Linked DNA regions of Homo sapiens: region 1 is linked to region 2. The links are chromatin contacts, found by Hi-C in ENCODE. All regions are on one chromosome and are shown on one strand. Each heading gives the region's core, a stretch centred on a gene start or an enhancer-like site at or near the end of the contact. The rest is flanking DNA. Distances are from core to core; before and after follow the strand shown. Region 1 holds the start of PSMC1 (proteasome 26S subunit, ATPase 1). Region 2 holds the start of GALC (galactosylceramidase).

The links. A loop is a pair of places that touch in the nucleus more often than their neighbours do. Pooled maps may share reads with other maps.
Region 1: a pooled map shows a loop between it and region 2 (15-fold over the local background). The contact joins the promoter of PSMC1 here to the promoter of GALC in region 2. A Hi-C loop is called at or near these places in 1 of 168 maps with a recorded cell type or tissue (B cell), 1 of 37 single-sample maps with no recorded cell type and 11 of 50 pooled maps.

The regions. Positions count from the first base shown.
Region 1 is chr14:90,251,595-90,257,850 of GRCh38, reverse strand. It overlaps PSMC1 (proteasome 26S subunit, ATPase 1), which reads right to left and starts at 1,298. Exons shown (of 11, transcript NM_002802.3): 1 at 1,251-1,298. The coding sequence starts at 1,253. RefSeq lists enhancers at 595-1,122, 1,008-1,247, 1,123-1,652.
Region 2 is chr14:87,991,862-87,999,420 of GRCh38, reverse strand. GALC (galactosylceramidase) reads left to right here and starts at 6,239. Exons shown (of 17, transcript NM_000153.4): 1 at 6,239-6,451. The coding sequence starts at 6,257. It also overlaps the pseudogene RNU6-835P. RefSeq lists enhancers at 5,902-6,231, 5,926-6,426 and a silencer at 6,382-6,571.

The DNA.
Region 1 (6,256 bases), core at 49-2,548, 2.3 Mb before region 2:
TGGGAGGCCGAGGCGGGCGGATCATAAGGTCAGGAGTTCAGGACCAGCCTGGCCAACAGAGTGAAACGCCGTCTCTACAAAAATACAAAAATTAGCCGGGCGTAGTGGCGGGCGCCTATAGTCGCAGCTACTTGGAAGGCTAAGGCAGGAGAATCGCTTGAACCCGGGAGGCGGAGATCGCGCCACTGCACTCCAGCCTGGACGACAGACCAAGACTCCGTCTCAAAAAAATAAAAATTAAAATTAAAATAAAAAAGACCTCTATGAGATCTGGCCTTCTTGCCGTTCATGATACAGGTTAAACATTCCCATCTCAGGTCCTTTGCACTTGCTGTATCTTCTGCCTTGACCACATTTCCCTCAGACATCTGCAGGGGTTACTCCCTCAATTTCGGTCCGCTCAAATTTCACCTCCTCAGAGCTACCTTCGCTGACTCTATAAAAAGCAGCCACTCCTCCAAGCTATCCCTTTCTATACAATAACCATACAACAATGACCACCCCACCCCTGACATCATATTACATATTTCTGATGATTGTCTGCCTTCTGCTCTAGAATGTACGCACTATGAAGGCAGGGACTTCAATCAATCCTCAGTGTCTACAACAGAAGCTAGCCAAAAGTTTAACAACAACAACAAAACACCAAGTGCTCAGTAAATACTTGTTTAGTGAATTGATGAATAAATGCTAGCTGTTTTTATTATTACTACTGCACCACGGGCCCTTTCCGTCTTAGCTCCGCCTGTCATAACAACGTCTTTAAGGCCTCCTTCAAATGCCCCCAGCTCCGAAAGGCCTTCCACGACTCCGCGCTCAACTCCTCAGGTGGAATGAATCCCACCCTCTTCTCCAGCACCCTTCACCTGCCCGACTCAAAAAGCATTTTTCCCGGTGACTCGAGGAGGCGCCCCCGAAACTCCCAGCGCCGATCAGCAAAGCCCTGGTCGGCGGAGCAGCAAAGCCAGCGGCCTGATCCGTTCTGCCGCCCCACAAGACCACGCAGGAGACCCTCTCTCTGCTCTGAGCCCCGGCCCCAGGATCCCCGGGCAAGGCCCGTTGGTCGGCCCCGGCCCGCGGTGGACATGAGCGCGGTCTCTGGGAGCCTCCACCCGCCGAGAAGATCAGGCCGGCAAAAGGAGAAGAGGGCTGTCCCAGTTCCTCGGGCAGCCGCCTCTTTCTCTCGCCTCAGGCTGCTGAGACCCCATCGCACCGCGACGACCAGCGGAAAGAAACCCTTAGTCACTCACCATCTTGCCTTGGCCACTTGAGCTGCCGCTGCCGGAAGTTCCTCCACCACTGCGGCCCGCCAGAGGCGGAAGTCGTTAGGGACGCTACGGAAGCTGATAGGAACCAAATTCTGCGCTGACCAAGTTGTGCTCCAAGGGCTTGTGCGGGCGGTCTAGGGCAACGCAGCAGTTTATAAGCATAAAGTGAACTTTATAAATATTTTACTTGAAAGAAATTTTTGAATACCCGTTATGAGGCGCTTGTCAACAACTTAAGACAATGACCCCTACTGTCAAAGAATTAGGACAATCGTGAAAATATAAAATATTTAAATTATGCAAAATTTATAACTGGGAAGAACTTTATGGTTCTAAAAACTGGAATGGTATTTGGAACTGGGAAGTTGACATATACATTTGCACAAATATTTCAGTTATTATTCAGCTTCTGGAATTTAACCTGCACATCTGGGAGTATGTGTGTAACGAGTCTTCTAAACCTGTCTTTTTCTGATGACCTGTGACTTGTGATGATGCCAAATGTCTTAAATTCCTCATCTTGAAGCTGATTGGTAAAGTTCCTCATTTGTTACACCCTCCAGGACATCAGAAAAATGGCAACAATCCCTTCTGTTTCTGGAAATTTCATTAACAAGTGCTCAAAATACTGCATCTTTCTGAACTGGAGAAATGGATGATTTTTTTTCTGCTCCAGATTGATTTAGGGATTTTAGTTGTGAAACACTAAAAATATTTCCCTTATGAACACACAACAGGTATACTTCTTCCTTTTCATCATCACTGCAACACGGTAATAGAAAGTCTTAGCACTATCGACCTCTGTTAACAAATCTGGCATCTAGTGTACATGACACATGAAATCACACGATAGGACAGTATCACACATAGGATAGAGATGGTGAAACTCCCATCTCTACTAAAAATACAAAAATTAGTCGGGCATCATCGTGGGCATCTGTAATCCCAGCTGCTTGGGAGGTCGAGTCATGAGAATCTCTCGAACCTGGGAGGCGACGGTTGCAGTGAGATCACGCCCCTGCACTCCAGTCTAGGTGACAGAGCGAGACTCTGTCTCAAAAAAAAAAATTAATAAAAATTTAAAAAACAAAATAAATATCCTTTCCCTAATGCATTTTACAAGAAACAAGTAAATAGTAAAATATATAGTATGCCACATAGTGGTAAATGCCATAGGAAAAATTAATGCCTAGGAAAAATGCCTAGGATTAGGAGCATGCAGCAGTGGTGGGTGATTTTAACTTTAAATTGGATGATACTTGAGCAAAAGCCCGTAAGGCATGAAGGAGTAAGCTATTCAGATATCTGGTGGAAGAGCTTTCTAGGTAGAGGGAACAGCCAGGGCAGAGGCCCTGCAGTAGAAGCTGCAGAGGATGGAGATTAGAGACACCATATAGTGAAGAAGTCAGAAACAGGCACATAACTCCCAGTGGAAGCTCAGCGGTTAAAGGCGAGTCAATAGAACCCAGTAATGAAGAGAGTAGCCAACGTTGGCATCAGACTTTCCTATTGTGGCTGTAGGAAGTGACATAAAGTAAGCAGAAAATTTAAGTTTATCTACATAATGGACAGCTAAGAGAAAGCAGGGAGAGGATTAGAAAGACTACTTGGAGTGCTCAGCACTTGGGGAGGTTGGAAGTTGCAAGTGGAAAAGAGGGAGAGTTGCAGAGATGACTGTCAACCGGGTGGGGAGGATTGAGAGTCAGCCATAGGGCAAAAGAGATGCACAGGGGCTGGGCGCCGTGGCTCACGCCTGTAATCCCAGCACTTTGGGAGGCCGAGGCGGGTGGATCACCTGAGTTCAGGAGTTCAAGACCAACCTGACCAATATGGTGAAACCTCATGTCTACTGAAAATACAAAAATTAGCTGGGAGTGGTGGCAGATGCCTGTAATCTCAGGTACTCGGGAGGCTGAAACGGGACAATCGCTTGAACCTGGGAGGCGGAGGTTGCAGTTAGCCGAGATTGCGCCATTGCACTCCAGCCGGGGCGAAAAGAAGGAAAATCCATCTCAAAAAGAAAAAAAAAGAAAGTGACCATAAATGTAGTGCTCAAAGCTAGAAGGTCTCTGGGTTAGAAGTTCAACTTGGGTCTCACAGGGCTAAAATCAAGATACCAACAGGTTTCCTCTCCGGAGGCTCTGCTCTAGCTGTGTGACATCAGCAAGTCATCCTCATTTTCTCATCTGTATAACGGGATAATTATCTACCTTGCCGGCTGAGGATACGGAGAGGATAAAACTCTTGTTTTTTGATTCTTAAGAGATTTTTGCCAAAAGTAGATGGAATGGAGGCTGAGGTAGGAAGGTGTCCAAACGTGGACGGAGGGCTCATGCTAGGGTGGACAGAGGGGGCGGGGCCGGGGTGGACAGAGGGCAGGTGCCAGAGGCGAGCGTGCATCCTGTTCAGCAGCCCCCCTGCAACCTCAAGCACATCAGAACCAGCCCAGATGCTGACAAAATGCAGACTCTGGTGCCATCCGCCAGAGACTGTGATTCTATAGGCCCATGGCAGGGCCCAGACACCTGCATTTTAACAGATACCCCAAGGGATTCTGAGGCTGGGTGACTCATACACCACATTTTTAGAGCCGGAACTCCAGAACACTGGTCTGCAAAGCAGGGCAGCCACACCCTGGTGGCCCAGGGGCCCATTCGTGTGTTGGAAGAAGCCATCAGAATGACTTTTTATTTAAAAAATAAGAATAATTACTAATCAAACAGCCAAGGGGTTAACGCCAGGTCTCGTTTCCAGCCTTGTCACCAGTGAGCTGTGTTGTTGTGTCTCAGTTCTGTCGTCTGTGAAATAGGGACCTTTATAGTTCCTCCTTCATGGTGCCATTGTTTGAGGACTAAAGTAAAATGCTGAGAATTGCACTTGGCATAGGACAATTACTCTAGGTATCAGCTACTCTGATTATTATTATTATTTTGAGACAAGGTCTCATGCTGTTACCCAGACTGGAGTGCAGTGACAGAATCTTGGCTCATTGTAACCTCCACCCCCCAGGTTCAAGCGATTCTCCTGCCTCAGCCTCCCAAGTAGCTGGGATTACAGGCACCCGTCCCCATGCCCAGCTAATTTTTGTATTTTTAGCAGAGACGCGGTTTCACCATGCTGGCCAGGCTGGTCTCCAACTCCTGACCTCAAGTGATCCACCCACCTTGGCCTCCCAAAGTGCTGGGATGACAGGTGTGAGCCACCGCGCCTGGCCTTATTAGTATTTCTTGTTAATATACAAATTGCCATTGGCACACTCATTCTGTGCATATATTAGATGGTCCCGTATCCCATTCAAAATTTACAATCTCTTCGTAGAGTGGTACAGTGATCTTCAAACACATTTCTTCATGCATTCTCGAAAGTAATTTGCAAAATGTATTTCTTGATACATTTCTAGGTTAGCATCTAAATTTCATATAAGTTTAAATAGCTGCAAATGATCCACTTGCCAGGAAGTTTTAAGTATTGACATTTTAATGTATATACACAAAGGAATCTAACTATCATGATAGCTTGATATCTCATCCATTTCAAACTTATGTACGCAGGCTCTTTTCTAGCATTGAAAATATTTGCTTTCATCTCTTTTCCCTTTGAAGCGAATATTTCCATTCCATTTATCATGCATACTTTTATCCTAATATCATGTATGTTGAGGCTGGAAAACATTTTATTGATTGACCTCTCGCACATTTTTGCAAAAGTTTTATGTAAGTCAAAAATTTTTAATGTATTCTATTTTCTGTGTCTTTTGGGTCCTACATGCTAAAAATGTTTTCTGGATTTTGAATTATTATCAATTACCACTAGTACGCACTTGATCAAGATGATATACAGTTTGTGCTAAGTTAGTGTTCATTTCACCTACCCATGGATGGATATGACAATGTCAGAATGAGGCAGGATTCAGCACCAATTCTAGTCTCATTAGTTATTGTTTATAGATGTTTGGGCTGAGAATTCTCGTTCACATAAATGGGAAATGAAATAATTTTGTAATGAAAATGTCACACAATTCTTTCCAATCCTGTGTTCTAAACAGAAAATCACACAGTGATTGATCCACAAAATCTATTACTAATGATAACTTGAAATAAGTCTTCAATGTGTTTGCAAAGAACTAGAAAACATTGGAGGTGCAAAACAATTCAGTCACCAGTCATTAGGGTCATTCAGTTTCTTAGTTTCTGGGAAATGCACCCAAAAGGCTTTCCCACGACCTACCAAATACTATCCATGAAGACCTGTTACTCCTTCACTCAGAGTTTAAACCAATAGCCTGAAAAAGAACTGAAAAATCTTGACTATCGTTAATCTTATTATACCCCTGGAAATACAATTTTTTTTTTTTTTTGAGACAGGGTCTTGCTCTGTTGCCCAAGCTGGTGTGCAGTGGCATGATCTGGGCTCATTGCAACCTCCACCTCCCAGGTTCAAGCCATTCTCCTGCCTCAGCCTCATGAGTAGTTGGGACTACAGGCACCTGCCACCACGCCCGGCTAATTTTTGTATGTTTTGCAGAGACGAGGTTTCACCATCTTGGTCAGGCTGGTGTCAAACTCCTGACCTCAAGTGATCCACCCACCTCGGCCTCCCAAAGTGCTGGGTTTACAGGCGTGAGCCACCACACCCAGCCTGGAAAAACGACATTTTTCATACGATTTTAAAATCATAAGAATTTAAAAGTTAACCTTCTTTAGATATATTTTTGTCAAAACCATGGAGCAGCAGAGTTTTAGAGCATTCTATTTCTGAAAAATGTCCAATTGACAATTAGTGCTCCACTTCAACCCATTGAGCCAAATCAGATTTATTTCTTGGGAGGAAAAAAAAAAAACCCTCAACTTTGTTTTTCAATTACACAAACCTCTTCATATGTAATTCAAAAAATATTATTTTTTAAATGACAGAGATAAATTATGGAATGCAACTCATAAGACAAATGATCAGAAACAGTTAAGATAAAATTAAAATAATATATTCAC
Region 2 (7,559 bases), core at 4,990-7,489:
CTACCATGTGATTCAGCAGTCTCACTACTGGGTATATTTCTGTTGAAGAGCATTGTGATAGATGTTTCAAAAATATTTTGAGTGGTGAGAACCTCTTGTACCGTCATTTTCTTCATGTCTGAGACCTGGCGCTAGGTGGACTCTAAAATTCTTTTCCTGGCGGGAGTGCAATAAAGTGAGTATTTGCAATACAAGGAAGAGTAGAAATATCACAGGTAAAGCATAGGAGGACAGTACAATTTCTTGGAATTCCTTTATTTGAGCAAATCTATGCTGTAACAATTACCAGCAAAAGGACTACAGGTGGTGAAGGCAGTTTTTACAGTGGAGAAATGCAGACATGGAGCCTGATAATTCTTTACAATTATCACATCAGCTTTGGATTATAACCGGGTGTGTCCATCAGGGTTCCTTGCTGCAGGTAACAGAAACCATCTGTGGGTTACCTGAGCAGAAAATGAATGACTTAGAAAGAAAGAAATGAGGATATGGAACAAATTGATGCAGAAACTTCAGAATAAGACTTGTAAAATGGGCTAGAGTCCAAGGACCAAAAAGATAGCCAGGTCACTCTGTCTGAGCATTCAGGTGAGAATGGCACTGCTTGATCCCACTACTTTAGGTATCTGAGGCCACCTCTGATGGAGCCTCTATGCAGCTGCCTCCTCTGGACTCTGATATGGCTCTTGTGGGATTTCTCAACTGTGCATACATCTAGTTACTCTTCCAAGGTCAAATTTGCAGGTTCAAGAAACTGATTGAGAAAGCCTGGTCATTGTCAGAGCCTGTACTGATAAGGACAGTAAGAGAGAGGATCTGGCTCCTTAACTTCTGAAGGAGGCAGAATTCTCTTTCACACCAAGACTCTCACTATGAGGAATCAGCCACACACAACATAGATTTGGATGACTGTGGACAACAACCCAGCAAAAAGAAAAACTGAGACCAATACAAAGACAGGAATAATCTGTTTTTGCAGAATTAATTGTGGGGAAAGCAGTAAACTCAAAAGTTGTACGATAGTTATATAGGTATGTCATTTATGTTATTATTTATATAATAAGCACTTATATAACACATAGGATGTGTGGGTCACTCTTCTAAGTGCTATAAAAATATTAGCTTGTCCAATGTTCACATTAATGTATTGCCATCATTATCTCTATTTTATGGATGGGTAAACTGAAGCCCAAAGAAGTTACATAACTTAACCAAAATTACACTGCTGCTAAGCAATAGGAGAAAGATTTGAAGCCAGGAGACCTGGGGCTCCAGAGCCAGTATTCTAACTACTATACTACACTGCTCTTTGCTATAGAAGTTTTTATTTGTAGTTATACTTAAGAAAATGTTCAGTAAGCAATTTATAATTTATTTCATTAGGTGGATTCTGTCCTTTGACTTATTTTCATTTTGTTTATATAAAATCTTGAATGAATAGAGCCTTATAACATATTTTAGAGAGAAGTCACTCAGTAGGGCAGTATAACTAACAGTTGCCATCAAGAAACACGTCCAGAGTTGAAAGACCAGACAAATGGCAGATGTTGGATATATACTGAAAGGAATATAAGTCATTCTCCCATAAAGACACATGCAAGTGGATGGTCATTTCAGCACTATTTGCAATAGCAAAGCCATGGAATCAACCTAAATCTCCATCAGTGGTCTATTAATGGATAAAGAAAATGTGTTACATATACAACCTGGAATACCATGCAGCTATAAAAAAGAATGACAGGCCAGGTGCTGTGGCTCAGGCCTGTAATCCCAGCACTTTGGAAAGCCGAGGCGGGCAGATCACGAGGTCAGGAGTTCGAGACCAGCCTGACCAACATGGTGAAACCCCGTCTCTATTAAAAATACAAAAATTAGCCAGGTGTGGTGGCACACCCTGTAATCCCAGCTACTCAGGAGGCTGAGTCAGGAGAATCGCTTGAACCTGGGAGGCAGAGATTGCAGTGAGCCGAGATCGCACCACTGCACTCTAGCCTGGATGACAGAGCAAGACTCTGTCTCAAAAAAAAAAAAAAAAAAAAAAAAAAGAATGAGATCATGTTCTTTGTAGCAACATGAATGGAGCTGGAGGCCATTACCCTAAGAAGACTAACACAGGAATAGAAAACCAAATACTGCATATTCTCACTTATAAGACGGAGCTGAACATCGAGTACATATGGACACAAACAACAACAAAACAACAGGCACTGGGGCCGACTTAAGGGTGGAGGATGGGGGATGGGGAAGGATCAAAAAACTACCTATTGAGTACTATGCTTATTACCTGGGTAATGAAATAATCTGTACATCAACCCTAGGACATGCAATTTACCTTTGTAACAAACCTGCACATGCACCCTGAACCTAAAATAAAAGGTAAAAAATATAGCAGATGTTACAGGACAGTTCAAGAAAACACTCCACACTCTTATGTCCCAGGGGATTCCTACTTTAAGAAACGTTTCCAACTCCTTTTGTAAATAATTCTTTATTCGTATCCCCTTATGTGACCATTCAGTGATTTGTCTTTTAGTTCAATTCAACTAATATTTATTGAGTACTTAGCACAGTTTGGGCACTGTGCTTAAGACATACAAAGAAGAAATAAACTTGGCCTCTGCCCTGGAATTTCTGACAGCCTAATAGCAAAAACATGGAATCAACCTAAATGCCCATCAATGGTAGACTGAAGGGGAGGTGGACTGATTTATAAAAGTAAAGCCTTTTCCTGAAGTGAGACAACAGACTGCTATCATACCGTTTTATGATAGTCTTGGGGAAATAAAAAAAAAAATCCAGACTGCTATTAGAGTTTATCAATAAATTTTCATTAAAAGGCAAGATCTCTGATCCTTCTCAAGAGACTATTTGATTTTGATCACATTATTTTATTTAGAAAAAGGAGAGATTTGGGGTGGCTGAAGTATAGTTGTGATACTTAGAAACACCTGTTATTTAAGAGAAAAATCATCGTGTTTCCTTTGGCAGCACATTTACAAACACTGGAATGTTACAGAGATCAGTGTGGCCTCTGAGCAAGGATGACATGCAAATTCTTGAAGTGTTTCAGATTAAAAAGACAGAGAGAGAAACACTGTCATTACTTTTTAAACTCATTTAAAATCTGAAAACTGGGACCTTCCTTTCTTACCGTCTTATCTCACTGACCCTGATCCACAGACGCAAGGGAAGCTAAGCATATGATCACTCGTGGGGTAACTGTCATTTTTCTTTATCTCACATCTTGAGCACATTTGAGTGCCGTGCCCAGCACTCCAAGGATTTCTGTCAGCATGTATTTATTGGCCTTTTATTAGAAACTTTCTTACCTCATGTCTGCTCTCATGAATATAGATCAGAAATTAGAAACAAAAAATATTTATCTGGTAAGCAATTTCTTTGGTAACTGAACTAATAGGAACTACTGGGACTTCCTGGAAGTGAGGCTACCTTTTCCATTAGAGTTTATGCTTCCTCTTTTGTAGACTTCACACATTGCTCAAATATTTGTGGCGTGCATTCCAACTACAAGGTGCAATTGAGGGACGAGAAAAGGGAAAACTTAGTTGGGCAGACAGCTAAAGTTGGTCTTTGGTAAAATTCTTTTAAACAGAAAGACAGCCTGAAAAATCAAGCTACAGGCACACATAGAGTGGCCTGGGGAAAACTCAGGCAACAGCTGCCCTGATAAGAAAGGAAGGCCCAACATAGAAGCCTTTTGTTCTTTGTGTGATTAGCAGGTTCCCAGGAAAAAGTTTCTTCCCCTTTTCAGGCACATACATGGTGGGCTCTGTGGGAACTTGCATGGGGGTGGAGAGGGTGATTACCTAGAACCCACAGTTACACAAACAAGAGAAGCTGAACTTTATCCTTACCCAAGACATACCCACAGCTGCACAGATAAGGGGAGCTGCACAGATAGCTTTACAAGTAAGTTACACAAACAGCTACAGAGATGAGAGGAGTTTCTTATAAAAGCTTTTGGATTCAACTGTAAAAGTGGCAAAATGGCAAAGAAAGAAAGCTTTCTTCTTTCATATAATAAACTTTCTCTTCAACCTCACTCTGGTGTCCACACTCCTTAATTCTCTTGGTTGTGAGACAACAAGCTTGGATAACACCTCAGACAACGAGACCACTGACCACTGACCCGTTTCACAATGACGTACTACAGGATGGTGTATGCTGGGTATTCATACATCGTCATGCAACTTCCTAGTTTTATGTGTAAGGTAGTTTCCTCTGTCATCACCTTGGTATTTCCCATCTAGTCACGGTATTAAGTGGGTCTTATGCGCTTGTTAAGAGCTGGTAAGAGAAGCTTAACATTCACTTGATGGAATGGTTACTGTGGCTTGTATCCACAGGAGCTCCAGCTCATGCTTAAAATACTGTGTTAGAACAAATGGATCAGAGTGAATTCTGTAACAGTAAATCCACAGAACTGAAAATTACTGACTTGCATCATAAACTGGTTGCAGTGGCAAGGCAGAGAGTTCAGATTCGTGTTGTACTGGGGAAAGAAGAAACCAAAGAAAATAAGTGGTTCATACACAGGGGACTATTTAACTGATCCAAGCCAGAAGACTACTGAGGGTGAAAGGAGCATTATCAGTAATTATGTTTAGACAAAAGTTGTGACTGTCCTTAGTAAACCAGGATAGACGTAGAGTCAATTCAAAAAGAAAGAAAGAACAAACATATCTAATGTACATTAAGAACCCAGGGATATCGGGTTCTTAATGTGCATATTTATTGGATTGCCCAGAGCTTTGACCTTCAAGTATAATTGAGTTCTTGAAACTTAGATTTAGGTTTGTGGTTAAGGGGCAAAATAATCAGATTCCAAATAGGGTTCTGCAGACAAATCCCACAGGTCCTAAAGTCTCTGGGTCTTTTCCTTGCCATTGTGGTATCTCAGGGGCTTGTGTAGGCAATGATAACCAGTTCCATACTTCTGCTAAGAGAAATTTGGGGATCAGAAAATCTTTCTCTGCAGCTCTTCAGAGTCTCTTTAATTTACTTCAATAACAAGGAAATCAGAAATCTCAGGACAGTGCTGGATGTGGCAGAAATTCAGGGCAATTCACAACTTTCCTACCAATTTAGAGTTACCTGTCTGGAATCACTTCAACTGACAGTGGAAGATAGTTTATAAAATTGTAGGGGAGGCAAAATTTCACCTTCGTCCCTGTAGGGTCCCAGCATGGCCCTAGTATTAAATTGATTTAAGATATTAATAGACTGACAGGAGACAACCACACAAATGTTTATTTTACATAGCACGGGGGCCCTCATTAAAAAAAAAAAAGACCTAAAGCAGCAGTTAAGAGCCAATTGCTTATAGAGTGAAATGGACAAAAAATAGTAGTTGTGAAACATGATAAGGCGAAGGGGCTTGGGGTAAAGAAGCGACTAGAAAGATAGGGATTAACAAATTTTGTTTGGACAGATTTCCCTCGACTTCAACTTTCTGTCCTTGAAGATAACAATGTTATTTTATAGGGAAGACATCTTTCACATGGGAATTTCATCTCCTCCTTTTAAGACACATAATATCCATGACAGTGATCTTGCACCTGCTGTTTTTAAGTGCCTTTAATTTAAAATAGTCAATATGCCACAGCAGCATATTTTGAGGTGGTATATTATTAACTCCTTCAAGGCTAAAAGCTTTGAATATGCCGGGGTAGTTACCAGACTGGAGAACCTTCTCAGCTATTTGCCACTTGTGGAATGCATTCAAATGTACTGAGTGCTTATTAACTTTTCTCTCAGTCCCTCACTCTGCTGCTCTTCTCGCCTCATCTCACATAAGGGAAAACTCAGGCTCCAAAAGCAAAGTGATTCCACCAAGATGACAATGGAATCGGGACCTGGTGTCCAAGCCTGGTCCTCGCACGAGGTAGATACTCCCTGAGATGCTGGGGAAGAGCCATGGTAGGGCCACTCATGGCCCTCTTCCTTTGGCGGACCTTGGAATCCACCTTCCCTGCGTTAAAGTGCTCCACCAGGTGACGCCGGAAGAGAAGCCAGCAGTAAGTACATGTGAAATCCAGTAGCTGACCACAGACACGCGAGCGATAAGAAAAAGCTCGCTGCTTCTTTTCTCAACACTCCGCCAGCTGCGTCAGAGGCCCTTGACCCGCACTCAAAATGGCGGCGGCGGCGTCAGCATCAGCGGCCTCCTGCCCGTATCTATCGTGGCGGCGACGGGACCCGCCTCCCTGGGCGCCGGAGTCATGTGACCCACACAATGGCTGAGTGGCTACTCTCGGCTTCCTGGCAACGCCGAGCGAAAGCTATGACTGCGGCCGCGGGTTCGGCGGGCCGCGCCGCGGTGCCCTTGCTGCTGTGTGCGCTGCTGGCGCCCGGCGGCGCGTACGTGCTCGACGACTCCGACGGGCTGGGCCGGGAGTTCGACGGCATCGGCGCGGTCAGCGGCGGCGGGGTGAGCGGCAAGCTGCGGGGATACGCGGGGGGCGGCAAGAGCCCGCCCCGTGGGGCCAGCCCCACAAGCCCCCGCGGCGTTGCCCTGCGTTTCCACCGGCTCCACTCTCCGCCGCATTCCCCTAGGGTGCCAGTCAGCAGGCGGTTGGGGCGGGCCCGCTGCGGGGCTGGGGCGGGTGCTTTCTCGTTTAACACGAACCAGACAGGCAGTTAGGTTTGAACAAATGAGGATCCGGAGGTCCAGAGAGTATAGGTGCAGAGAGTAAAGTGACAGGTCTAAGTAGTGAAGTAGCCGGGGCTGGAACCCTCGTCCCAGGCAGTGGGGCACAGGCTGTCTTCATCGCGGAGATGGCAGTCGGGGAGCGTCGCTCCAGAAAGGGCCAGGGAGTGCGGGAGCGTCCGTGTGCGAAAGAGAACGCCCCAGTGGGATGCTTTGGCTGTGTCTCTCCCTTTTGGAGGAGTTGGTGGGTGGTGGAGTCGTTAAGTCCCGTGCAGTTGTTAGTGCAGGGTAAGAATGGGCTCCTCCAGAGAGGGTAGCGCCGAATAGGATTTCGTTTGGAGGCAGGACTGGTGCCTCAAGGTCTCTTTAAAAGGAAGATAAGCGAGCGGCCTGAAACTACCGGGTACTCCCTCTGGGCCCATGGGCTTCATGGTGGCCGACCTTTGGGTGAGAAGGTTTTTGTTTTTTGGTTTTGTATCCGAAATTACATCTAGGGCTAATGTTTCTTGAAAATGTTAAGGTTGAACTCGGATTTTTGGGGTTGAGTTGGATGGAGCTTGCATCCTTACATTCAACTCAGAACAAGCTTGAATGCCTGCTGCAAGGATGACCTGGTCTGTAGTGTGACCACAAGATATAACCTTCTGCTAGGGGAAATTTTTTTCCCCCTGGAGTTAGCTGATCCTTTTTGATTTTTATGTTTTCATTCCCTAATTTGCAATCTCTCCAGCCGTGCTGATGTGTATTTCAGGGGAAACCTGTGGGCCGATGAGTTAATGCATTTATTCTTTGCTACTACTATTCTCCTTTTTATGTTTTTGGGCTAAACCTGAAACAGCCAATATTTCATGGAGTGAGGCCCCATCTTTTTTATAGCTTTACTTGTGAT